Linked DNA regions of Mus musculus: region 1 is linked to region 2. The links are chromatin loops, found by intact Hi-C in ENCODE. Cell type or tissue: left cerebral cortex. All regions are shown on one strand. Each heading gives the region's core, and the rest is flanking DNA. Links, peaks and the distances in the headings are about the cores only. Region 1 has its middle 35 kb from the start of Fhl2. Region 2 overlaps Fhl2 (four and a half LIM domains 2).

What was found. Hi-C counts contacts between places; a loop is a spot of excess contacts. Peaks named below come from ENCODE experiments on the same cell type or tissue, not always from the same donor. Only the 100,000 strongest peaks of a DNase experiment are listed, where the experiment ranks them.
Region 1: it touches region 2 in a loop (9-fold over the local background); 2 of 42 quality-filtered maps call a loop at or near these places.

Annotation. Positions count from the first base shown.
Region 1 is chr1:43,196,089-43,202,496 of GRCm38, forward strand. It overlaps a transcript of Fhl2 not described here. Among named protein-coding and RNA genes, the nearest start is that of Fhl2, 35 kb to the left of the region's middle. In left cerebral cortex, for the core only: no CTCF peak of the experiment used is centred there; DNase peaks (open chromatin) are centred at 1,096, 3,350, 3,650 and 3,950; H3K27ac peaks cover 2,083 bases.
Region 2 is chr1:43,134,857-43,141,264 of GRCm38, forward strand. The region is part of intron 3 of Fhl2 (four and a half LIM domains 2); the gene reads right to left. Among named protein-coding and RNA genes, the nearest start is that of Fhl2, 26 kb to the right of the region's middle. In left cerebral cortex, for the core only: CTCF peaks have their summits at 2,785, 3,546 and 4,935 (motif pointing right); DNase peaks (open chromatin) are centred at 2,758, 3,336 and 4,946; H3K27ac peaks cover 2,271 bases.

The DNA.
Region 1 (6,408 bases), core at 813-5,812, 61 kb after region 2:
CATCATTCAGTCCAGTACAGCTTAACTGCAAGAAATAGTAAAATCTGCACATAGTCCCATTAAAGTACACAGTAGCTCTGGACTTTCAAACTATCAGCCCTAGCATGTAAGTCATCTTGTATAAACATGCTTTCCCAGAGTAATCAGACACATCAGTAATTGGCCTGTCCACCCAGGCCTTCCGGAAATACTGGGATGGGGAGGGGAGGGGGGCTCAAGTACCTTGCTGTTTGACCCTATCTTGTGTTTATGTTAGAATTTTTCTTCTTCCTTTGCTTTCTCTTTAAAAGCTCTTCTGGCTTTCAGTTCTGTTTCCCACCAAGAGAGGTCAAGGTGAGGAGGCACCCTGGCTCTTCTCAGCATCCAAGTGGCTGTTTGGGGAGCTGGGGTCCTGAGGTCCCAGTGCCTGCCTGGGTCTAAGACACTCCCTTTGTGCTGAGCACAAAGCCATCTGAGCCCAGTTGGCATTTATGTATGGCCTGAATGTGCACTGGAATTGACTGGCATGAAGAAACAAAGAAACAAAGACCAAACAAACAAACAAAGTAAATGAGATCCTTACCTGTGATGTTAGAGGTCAGAGCCCTTCCTTCTGCCCAGCAACCAGACCAGTGGGGATGAGGGCCAGCACTGTGCAGGCAGGCCCTGGGCTTCATTGGGTTGCTTTAATGTTGTGGGACTTTTGTCAGCAGAGTTATAAATAAGGCATGTCCACTGGCCCAGCCCAGTAGATAAGAGTCCAACCCTGGCTCCTGCAAGCCTTTTTTGGTCTCTAAATGCAGAAAGTCATAGGCTCCAGTTGGGAAGGGGCTGCTATGCACGTCCCCATTTGGCCTGCCTGTTTCAAGGACACCCTCCCAGGACCTCACATGTATTCCAGTAATATAAGAGTAACTGCAAGAGGGAGGCTGCTTGGTCCAGAACTTCTCAGTGTATACCCCAGGGCTGTATGCCTCATTGGAGGCTGCAGACAGCTGGCACAAGAGTGGGAGGCACTTCTCTGGGGATACATGAGCACGTCCAAGGGCTCAGAAGGGAGAGCCTGGTGTTTGACGCTCCCTGTTGGAAACAGTTTACTGACCTTCCTTCCCCAGCTTACACGGACAAGGGCATCTGCCTACGTGAGTATTCTAGAAAGCCCAAAAGGATTTGTGGGATATAGCACCAGGCACATGTTTGGCTGTGGACTGGAATTCATTTCCAGAAAGGCATGCCTTCTCTCTTATCCCTACTCATGAGTGACTAGTGATTCTGTGTGGGACTGAAATGGAGGGTTTATTGGAGTCTTTGACAGAGCCATGTGCCAGAAGACTACTCCAGAGCCTCCTTAAGTTTCCAATGTCTGAGTAGATGGTCATGGCATCTCATGCCCCTGCCTCCATCCTATCCCTAGGCTGTGTGTTTGGCACTAGCTACTGAGTTCTCACAGTAGATTGGCTTGGGTCAGTTCATCCCACTGCAGGGGTATGGACAGATAGTAGGCGAGGACAGTTCTGTAGATTCTTTTTCATTAGGAAGTGTGGCCTTGTTGGAGCAGATGTGGACTTGTTGGAGGTGTGTCATTGGGAGTGAGCTTTGTGGTTTCAAAAGCCCACACCAGACCCAGACTCTCCCCTCTCCCCCTCTCTCTCCCCCCTCATCTCTCCCTTTCTCTTTCTCTCTCTCTCATCCTCTCTCCCTCTCCCCCCCTCTCTCCCCCTCTTTCCCATTCTCTCCCTTTCTCCCCCTCTCTCCCTGTCTCTCTCTTCCTCTCTCCCTCTCTCCCTCTCTCCTTCTCTCCCCCTCTCTCCCCCTCTCTCTCCCTCTCTTTCTCTCTCCTCCTCTCTGCCCTTCTCTCTCTCTCTCCCTCTCTCCCCTCTCTCTTTCTCCCTCTTTCTCCTCCTCTCTGCCCTTCTCTCCCTATCTCTTCCCCTCTCTCCCCCTCTCTCTCTTTCTTCCTCTCTCCCTCTCTCTCCCTCTCTCTCTTTCCCTCTCTTTCCTATCCTCCCCCCCCCCCCTTTTGGATCAGGATTAGGATTTAAAGCTCTCAGCGACTGCTCTAGCACCATGCCTGTTTGCTTCCTGCCATGATGCTAACAGACTAATCCTGCTTTCTGCTGTCATGCTCCCCACCATAATGATTATGGAATAAACCTCAGAAACTGTAAGCAAGCTCCCAATTAAATTCTTTCTTCTATATGAGTTACCTTGGTCTTGGGGTCTCTTCATAGCCATAGAACAGTGACAAAGACACCTCTTCCCTTTGCACAGATCATCCCAGCAGAGCTGGTTAATGTTTTATACCCTCAAATGGGAGGAGGGGTAAAGTTTCCTTTCAAGTGTCCAGCTGCTCCCTGCCAACTGGTGACTCTGCTCCTGGCCTGGAAGAGGACTAGAGGGATATAGAGGCTAGGGAAGGTTAGGAGGCAGGGTTTTCCATCTATCCCTGTTGGGAAAAGCTTTCAAGAAGGGCAGGAGTTGTCTTGGATCAGCTCTAAGTAACTTTACCTTCTGCGTCTGTGGATTCAACTGTGGGTTGTGGAAATCTTGGATCCAGATGAAAAATACTACCCACCAAGTTGCATCTCTGGAATCCATTTTTTTATCCCTATGATCTAAGGTATAGAATGGGTTCTCAAAGTGTTTCTGTCAGATGGCTGTCATGAAGAATGGCCTGGGATAATTCTAAACAGTGGTGGCTCAAGCCACCACTGGAGCTGAAGCCTCAACCCCCTAGACTGTCTTTCTGAATGGGGTTGACAAAGTCCTTGGGTTGACCAGCCTTTCCTGCCTCTGGTGTCATTGACTGATCCATGGGCCTCAGAGTTAGTCTCTCAGCTCCTGCCACCCCCTGGCTCTTACTGCTCACTCTACTCTGAAGCAGACTACCAAGATTATAATTCATCTTTCCCAAAGTGTGTTATAGAAATTATAACCACTTTCCTTTCCCCTAAATGCAGCCATAAAACTTAAAAGTACCACACTAATTCTTCCCGGGGTTTTTTCCCCTGGAGGGAAGAAAAACTGTACAGAGGACTCAGCAAGAGCCTGGACATCCAGGCCTGGCTGGATTTCCCCACTCTACTTCCATTTCCCTCACACCTCTGCTTGATCACATTTCTACCTGTCCTTCATAGATCTATATACAAACATTAGTAGCCTCCTAGTTTCCAGTCTACAATCTCCTGTGTCATATGGAACTGGGATCAAATGCATTTATGTGCTTTGCTCTTGCTAATATGTCTGTTGTGTTGGGTATGGTAGACAAGAGAAAGATTAGCTCTCATACAATGCAGGGACTTCCAGTGTGAGATTAGCTTCTAGGGGATGGTGGGGGAGGTTTCTAAAAGAAGGCAGAGAGACTGTAGGATAGAAAAACCAAGCAGGGGGTGGGGAACCAAAAAACAGGTTTCTGGCTTCTCTTGGATGGAACGGGACAAAGGAGAAGGAATTCATAAGAAGGGACCTTCTGAAAGGATCTGTGAATTTTGAGGGCTCAAGTCCAGTGGAGGAGAACTGGGTATCTCCTCACCCTTTTGGAATTCTTAGCTGAGTTCTCCTGTAGTCAGGGACAGATTTGCAAGAGACTAACAAGCAGAGCCCAGTAGCACCCACCATGAGATACTGCAATTAGAAAAAGGTCTGAAGAAGAAACCGGGCTGGATTTGTCTGCTCAGATCCCAGACCCGCAGATATGGAGCAGGATCTCTCTGAAATGAGAATCTTGCTGTCTTCCATCAGACATGATGAATGAGAGAATTTTGTCTTGGCATCTTCAAGACAGAAAAGCAGTGAAAGATAAGATTATTGATGGAGGTTTCCTGATAGGTGTAAATTCCTCTAACAAAAGGATCTCTTTTCCTGAGGTTTGATGCAGCATAGTTTCGTCTCTGTGAACAGCATCCTTGTTTGACATCCTTCAGGCTCAGCACACAGCTGTGGGGGTGGGTGGAAGGTGATGAGCAGGCAGCCTCTCTGACATTCACACCCCACCCACTGGAACAGCCACTGTGGGAGTGAACCGCATCTGAGGCAGCTGGGACCTAGCGTTCTGGGCTGTGATCAGAACCAGGCATGCCAGAGAGAACTGGACATGAATGTGGCACTTGCTCATCTTCTACAACAACATAAAAGACACTTCTAGATTGAGGTTTCCCAAACTCAGAGACCAATGTTAAAGGCAGATAGGTCTAGAGTAAGCAGTGATTCAATGTGCAAAATGCATAGTAAGGATGGACAAGACTGTTACATGGTTATTCAAAGAAATATCATCATCTCTTAGGAAGGAAGGAAGGAAGGAAGGAAGGAAGAAGGAAGGAAGGAAGGAGGAAGGGAGGGAGGAAGGAAGGAAGGGGGGAGGGAGGGAGGAAGGAAGGAAGGAGGAAGGGAGGGAGGAAGAAGGGAGGGAGGAAGGAGGAAGGAAGGAGGAAGGAAGGAGGAAGGAGAAGGAGGACGGAGGAAGGAGGTAGGAGGAAGGAAGGGAGGAAGGAAGGAAGGAAGGAAGGAGGGAAGGAAGGAAGGAAGGAGGAAGGAAGGAGGAAGGAAGGAGGGAGGGAGGGAGGGAGGAAGGAAGGAAGGAAGGAAGGAAGGAAGGAAGGAGGGAGAAAGGGAGGGAGGAGGAAGGGAGGGAGGAAGGAAGGAAGGAAGGAAGGGAGGGAGGGAGGAGGAAGGGAGGGAGGGAGGAGGAAGGAAGGAAGGAAGGAGGAAGGAAGGAAGGAAGGAGGAAGGAGGAAGGAAGGAAGGAAGGGAGGGAGGAAGGAAGGAAGGAAGGAGGAAGGAAGGAAGGAGGAAGGAAGGAGGAAGGAGGAAGGGAGGGAGGGAGAGAGGGAGGAAGGAAGGAAGGAAGGAGGGAGGGAGGGAGGGAGGGAGGGAGGGAGGGAGGAAGGAAGGAAGGAAGGAAGGAAGGAGGAAGGGAGGGAGGAGGAAGGGAGGGAGGAAGGAAGGAAGGAAGAGAGGGAGGGAGGAGGAAGGGAGGGAGGGAGGAGGAAGGAAGGAAGGAAGGAGGAAGGAAGGAAGGAAGGAGGAAGGAGGAAGGAGGAAGGAAGGAAGGAAGGAAGGAAGGAAGGGAGGAAGGGAGGGAGGGAGGGAGGGAGGAAGGAAAGGAAGGAAGGAGGAAGGAAGGAAGGAGGAAGGAGGAAGGAAGGGAGGGAGAAAGGAAGGAAGGAGGAAGGAAGGGAGGGAGGAAGGAAGGAAGGAGGAAGGGAGGGAGGGAGGAAGGAAGGAAGGAGGAAGGGAGGAAGGATCTATCTATGTACCTCAGTTGATTCCCAAGCTCCCAAGCTTTACAAGCCTGGGCCACTGTAGGTTTCAACTGGCTTTGTTTATGTGTTTCATTGCACTATACTTTATTCAACAGAGTAGTAGAACAAATAAATGTCTTGGTGGGATGATCAGAAGAAGTTGTTCTGGAAGTTTCTGTCCTTGTGTAGACACAAAGACAAAACAGTAGAAAAATAGCTGGTTTGTTTAAATCAGATCATTTCAGGTTGCCCTTTAGTATAAGGATGAAGGCAGAGGGAGTCATTACTACGCCCGCCGGTTAAAGCTGGCTGTTTGGAGAGTTTGGCTTTGTCTCTCAAGCATGGTATCTTCTTTGGTCAGATGAGCAGCTTAGTTTTAGCATGGTACTGTATCATGGTATGTGAATGACTATATCTTGATTTTCAGCCTCATTTGTGCAGGAAAAAGCATAGAGAGAGTAGACTGAGGAAGGAAAGTATATCCCACCTACCAGTCTGTGTAGGGATGGACCTCTATGGCAGAGTCTTCTGGAGAATTCCAGCCCCCCTGTCTGTACACTTGGATAGTTTGCCATGAAATCATGAAATCCTCTTCTCAGTCCATCAGCTAACTATCTATAGTGCTTCTCAGACAGGCTGAGCTGATCCATGCTGGACCATGCAGCTTCAGCACTAAACCCATCTGGAGCTGTCAGCACCATTACGGTAGTCATCACTCAGGGCTCTTGCCATGGCCTTCAGCAACCCCCCCCCCCCCCCCCCCGTTTCTCCTCTCACCATAGGTCACACTGACCATTGACTGCCATGGCCAACTTTGAGAGTCTGTCACTGTTGCTCTTTGCTCTGGGGTGGGTAGATAGTGGTTGAGTTCCTTCTGTGACCCTGATACCATAGCTCCCTGAGTCTGCCCAGCTAGTAACTGGGTCCCCTGTCCATTGCCCATCAGGAGTCTGTTCTTCTTGTCAGTTCTCAGGGTCAGTAGATTCACATCTCTCCCCTTCCTTTCCTCTCTTTCCTTGTCTGTTCCTGTGACTGCCCTTCCTCTTCACCATCCCCAAGGGCTGGGTGTGGTGTTAACAATGCTCCTGGCTCCCAGCCTAATGAGTTGGGTGTCTTTTGCTAGGGCTCAGAATACCACAGCAGTTTTGGCTTTGTTTTTTGCTGAGTGTTCTGAGTGAAAGGAGACCTG
Region 2 (6,408 bases), core at 942-5,941:
TATATGCCACCATGCTGGTCTTTGAAGTAAATCTTATAGCAACACAGGGTTGGGGAATTGGTCCCTCAGGGAAAGTGCTAGGAAGGCCACCCATTGCCATGGCCACAGGCTGCAGAGTTACCATGCAATGTGGCTAGTATGGTCCTGTTCCTACCCAAACAGTGAGGAATCAGGAAGATGTGGGTGCAAGATTAGAGCTGGCCAGTCTCCTTGAGCCCTTCTTCCTCTGATACCAGCAAGATAACAGATGACGGGGGCCTAGCATTTAGTTTGTGTGAACTGGCCGGTCTAGGGACAGGATTATGATGAAATTCTGGTTTTCTGTCTTGTCAGTGTGGTGTGTGGGGCCGGGTAAGGAGAAGGACCTGGACTAAGTTCTGTAAACCTGAATCCACTACCAAAGCTCCAAAGAAGCTCTGCCCACTCTTCACCTTGCCCTTTGGTTTTTATGTTTTAATTGGTGTATGATATTTACATGTACCAAATAGGATGCAATACTCTAAGCAAAGATTGTAAAGAGGGAGGTCAAAGCAGGGCCATTTCTATGTACAGGCATGTCTGCAGTGTCAGCCATTCAGAAGGCTTTAGCAAGGGGATCATTTGAGACCAGAGTCTGAGGCAAGCCTGGCAATGCAGAGAGATCCTGTCTCCTAAAAGATGAACAATAAACAACAACAAATCCCCTGGTCTGAATGCTGCTGTGAATATGGTTTTTTAGATTAAATTACTGTTTGCAGCCAGCAGACTTAGAACGAAGCCGATTATACCCCTTGCAACAGAGAGGTCTCATCCAATCTGTGACAATCTTGTGAGCCAAGAACAAAGTTCCCTCACGGGGAGGAATTCTCAAGACCAACTCAGAGAAAGCTTGTAGTCCCGTGAACTCTGGATGAGTCAATGCACATGGCCTCCAGTGTACAAAGGGACATGAGTGTGTTAAGCTCCCATCAGCAATATCACTTCTATATTCAAAGTAACTCCGATTGTCAGGGTTCACTTAACTACGCACTGACAAAGGACAGTCCTGCAGACCATGACCTCCCTGTGAGGTGAGCAGACCAAGGCCCACCTAGCTCCTGGCCACACCTAGGGCATAAAGCAAAGAGCACTTAGGTTCTTGGTCCAGCACCATGGACTATATAGGGATGCCCTGTTGAGGTAGCTCCCAGAACTGCTCTTATATCCTGTTAGAGAGGCTATGTGTGCTTGCAACAGCAAAAGACCTCTGCAACTCTTCTGTCCTCCATTTCCCAGCTATGTCCCAGAACCCAAGTGAAGGAAATGAGTTACGCTGCAGAGTGAGCTTCCTTGTCCATGTGTTCTGCACCCGTGCAGGTGTAATATACTAAGACACAAAAACCCCTCATATGTGGAGCTGACCCAGCTGCTCTCTGCAGACCCAAGTCCTCCCTCTGTACCTTTATCTCCCAGGGCCTGCCTGTCTGCTCACAGGCAGGAAATGTCCTAGCGCTGGTTGACTAGGCATAAAGGATAGGGAAAACTGGAGGAGCTGGGGGCATAGGAATCACACAGAAGAGAGTGGAGCACTTCAGAGGTGAATGAACAAAGCCAAAAAAAGGGAGAACAGAAGCAGCAGTAGGTAGACCCTGGGGCTGGGCTACAGCAGTATGAATGGTTGGCTACAACTCTGGAGCTAACTAAGCTACTATGTAGCTGCGTGGCTGGGCTGCAGCTGTGTAGCTAGGCTGCAGCTGTGTGGCTGGGCTGCAGCTGTGTGGCTGGGCTGCAGCTGTGTGGCTGGGCTGCAGCTGTGTGGCTGGCTGCAGCTGTGTGGCTGGCTGCAGCTGTGTAGCTGGGCTGCAGCTGTGTGACTGGCAGCAGCTGTGTGGCTGGCTGCAGCTGTGTAGCTGGGCTGCAGCTGTGTGGCTGGCTGCAGCTGTGTGGCTGGGCTGCAGCTGTGTGGCTGGGCTGCAGCTGTGTGACTGGCAGCAGCTGTGTGGCTGAGCTGCAGCTGTGTGGCTGGCTGCGGCTATGAGGCTGGCTGCAGCTGTGTGGCTGGCTGCAGCTGTGTGGCTGGCTGCAGCTGTGTGGTTGGGCTGCAGCTGTGCAGCTGGCTGCAGCTGTGTAGCTAGGCTGCAGCTGTGTGGCTGGGCTGCAGTCATGGTAAGGGTCTTAGAGAGATTCTACTCACTAGAAGAACTGCAAATTGACTTCCCAGGGCTGTTGTTTAGAAGACTGCCAAAGAATTAATTTGCTTTCCTTTTGGAGACGGAGTCTTGTGCTGGTTTTGTCTGTTTGTTTGTCTGCTTTAGTCAACTTGATATGAGGTAGAATCACTTGGGGAGACAGAGACTCCATTTCGAAAATGCCATCAGACTGACTTGTAGGCAAGCCTTTTGGTTGATGATCAATATGGGAGGGTCCAGTCTTTGGTGGGCAATGCTCCAATGCCTCCTGCCATACCCCACTTGGGTCCTAAGTTTCTAATTAACGTGGCTTAAAGTTCCAGCATCACCAATCGCCATGCAGCTATGTCTTCGCCACCCCTCCCCAGCTGTGCTTCAGACAGGGTGCTTCTGTTCCCGTCACAGTGTGTCATTTAAAAGTCGTATTAACCAGAAAAATGTTGTAGCAATAAGAATCTATCTTACTGAAGGTCTAATTATCTCCTTTGGAAAAGTATTACTTCTCACCCCATATATCTTCCCCAAATACTTCCCATATGTCAGTCTGTCACCCAGAACTCTGCAGTCCCTCCTCTTTGCCAAAAGCAATGCAAGCCAGAAATAAAACAGAAAGTTAGTCACTCTCCCACAGAAGGATGGGAGCTTGAGTGTGTGGATGGAGCTCAGCAGCAGGGTGTTCACTGGCGTGTAGGAGGCCATGAACATCCACAGCACCACAAGTCAGAATCTGACTTAAAACTGTCTCCTAAGCATCGTGTTCTTCACACATCGATGGGGCCCTGCTACATAGGACGACACAGGGTTATGGTGGCCCTGGATCTTAGAGTTAGTATTCGATCCATTGAAACTACAAACTCAAAAACCCTTGACAACTCTAACTCTCTCTCTCTCTCTCTCTCTCTCTCTCTCTCTCTCTCTCTCTCTCTCGTGTGTGTGTGTACACATGCATGTGCATGTGCACACGTGTGCTCATGTGTTTGTGTGAGAGTGTGTGTGTAGGCCATGCATATGTGTAGAGCCCAGAGGCCAACTTCAGGTTTCATCCCTCAGGAATTGCATCATCTTTTTTCTCTCACTAGGACTTTAGGCTCAATCATCTGTCAAGGTTGGCTGTGATCTTCCAGATTCTGTATCACGCATCTTCATCTGTACACGAAGACACATTCACTGGCAGATGTTATAGTCAGCACTGAAGAGCCCATGTTCCTCACACAGCAGACACTTAGAAACACCCAGGGAGAACGGGTACCCTCTCCACCTCCAGCCCGTTCTTCTTTCAGGACGTAACTGCTTCTGGGACTTGTATTTTTTCTTCCCCTTGGTAAAAATGGTTATTGTATCTGAGTTGGGGCAGAAACAAACAGAAACAAAGGGTGACAGCCTCTTTCCAACAAAATCGCCATGAAGCACTCACGTGGCCCTGCCGCATGGGGGCGCACTACACATCTGTGGAAAGGAATTACTGTGGCTGCGACTGGAGCCTGATATACACTTGATTCCAATGGCCAATCAATGCTCCTCGTTTCTGTGAGCTGTGCCTTTGAGGGTGGTCACAGAACAACGTGGGACTCCCTGTGTGAGGAAGACTGCTAGCCACAGGACCACATGTGGCTAAAGCATCAATGAGTCAGTGCAGAGGGAGAGGAGGGGCATCGGTCAACATCCGCTTTGTCAGATGAGTGTGAACTCTGCAGTCGCACTTCTTTAAAGCCCTTTCTAACCTCCCATTTGTTCTGACAGGGGGATTTCACGGTTTACACACCCCTGTGAGGTGCTGAGAAACGGGCGTTTTCTGACTGAGCCATTTTCCAGCCCTAACTTCTATAGCTTTTACATGTAAAGAAATGATGGTGATGGTGATGGTGATGGTGATGATGATAAGTGATACCTCTAGTTCCTACTACTTGGAAGACTGAAGTGGTGGGATCAATTGAGCTTTCTTACTGCCCCTCCCCCATCTTGTAACTGGCTGGCCTAGAACTCAGAGATCTGCTCTGTCTCCAGCTATAGAGTGCTGAGATTAAAGGTGTGTCCCATCGCACCTGAGACCGAATAGGATTCTTAAAGAAAAATAATCCTTTTAAATGGCGTTATGTTGCTCGCATTTATCAGTGGAGTGAACTGAATTTTGTCTAGACTTCTCTTTAAAGTTTAACATATTTGATAGCTTTACTTAAAAGTTCTTTGATTAACAAACTTCAAATTCTTAAGTAGTTCCAAAACTGAGTTAAAATTATAGGTATTGTGATAATTAAATATTATTAGTGCTAAAATAGCTAATACATTAAGAAATTTCAACTAAACCGCAAGCATGGATCATTCTCTCAACATATACTTTACAACTCAGAATCTCAAGGTTAACTCATGTTTTTAAAATCTCATACACACTTTAGTAGTTACTTAATATTTCTGTGGTCCCGAGGTATGCAAACTACTGATACAGCAATTGTTATTGTGATCTACAAACATGTTACATGACATTTATGGCTGTCCTGGGACATACAAATCCTGTGGGCCACAGAGTGGATACACCTGGTGATTCTAAAGTTTCTTAATATGTCTGCTTCCCCTTGATTCTAAACCTCCCTCTGATTAAAGGATTTCAAAGAGGCTGTCTTGACACTTTAAACTATTTAGTTATCTTGCATAGAAATCTGGTTGTGCCATCCAGGCTGGCCTGGAATGCACTGTCTTCCTGCCTCAGCTTCCCAACTTCCGGGGTTCAGGACTGCATTAACATACAAATTGCCTTGTAAGCTATTTGAGTTCACGGCCTATACCCAGTTTGTCCACTAGAGGGCGCCTGATGACCTTGCTTGGACCACTGTCTGCACAGGCTCCATCAGCCTCCTCCACATGAGTGGTTCAGAGCCCATATTGCCCAAAGTTACATTTCCCCAAACTCCATCTACTCACACTTTCCTCTGTCCTCAATCAGCTTGCTGGACCCCTGCATCTAAGTGATCTGCTTACCGCTGCTTCCAACCTGCCTGGTCCTATTTGCACGCCCATGGCTGGATACTCTCTGTGGGCTTTGTGTACTTATCCGGGAGCTACACAAAGCCATCATGTCAAGCAGTAGGTACATGTGTGAGTATGACACACTGAAAGCTACCTGGCTCTGAACCTACCACCTGTGCTAGTACCGTGTTCTAAATCATACCACCCTCTAAACTGCTAGGCATCAGAATCCTAGGTCAGGTTCTCTGAGATGTTCTAACGTCCATTTTTACATCATGTGTATGATAAGACTTGCTTCTCAAATCCCATATTTACATATGTGTATTTGTGTGCATTTTTTCAGTGATGGTAATCAAACCCACACAGTGGGCATGGAGCTACAGCAGTCCTCCCTATACTTTTATTAACTCACTTGACTGGCCTCTAAGTCACAGAGATCTGCCTGCCTCTATGTCTGGCATACTGAGACTAAAGGTGTACCCCGCCATACCTGGTCTATCACTCACTTTTTTTGTTTTGTTTTGTTTTGGTTTGGTTTTTTGGTTTTTCGAGACAGGGTTTCTCTGTATAGTTCTGGCTGTCCTGGAACTCACTCTGTAGACCAGGCTGGCCTCAAACTCTGCCTCTCAAGTGCTGGGATTAAAGGCATGCACTACCACGCCCCGATATCACTCACTTTTTACAAATAAGAGATTCCTTTGTCCTATATAAAGTCAAGATGAGAGGAGAGACAGGGAGAGACAGAGAAACAGAGAGAGACATAGACAGACAGAGAGACACAGAGAGAGAGAGACAGAGAGAGACAGGGGGGGACTCATCTTCTTCAGGTAAAAAAAGAGACATAGTATCATTGCGTATAGTTCTTAACCCAGTTGTGGTTCTGTCCTTTTTTGATGTCTGTCTATCTAGGACATAACGTCATGAGGTCAGGCAGAGGGTGAAGCTAAGCAACATGCAACTCCTGGCCCATCCTGGCACACCAGAGCACAAATCATAGTTGTTGAAATAACCGAGTGTAAATTCAGCAAGCAGAGCAGATCAAGAAAGCACGTGTACTGGGAGAAGCGAGCGAGGCAGGGGAAGAGACGCATTTCCAGGGAATTGCTGGCATTCCTTTTCTGGCTAGTTCTCTCTAGCCACAAGCTGCTGTATATCTTTGGCCAACCAACCGCAGATCAAGAGTCCCCAAAGAAAATAATTATATCCACTAGAGAACGTATACAGACGTCTGTCATTACACCACACAGCATAACAGTGTTCATACACCACTTGCAGATTATTTTAAATATTTGTGGAAATG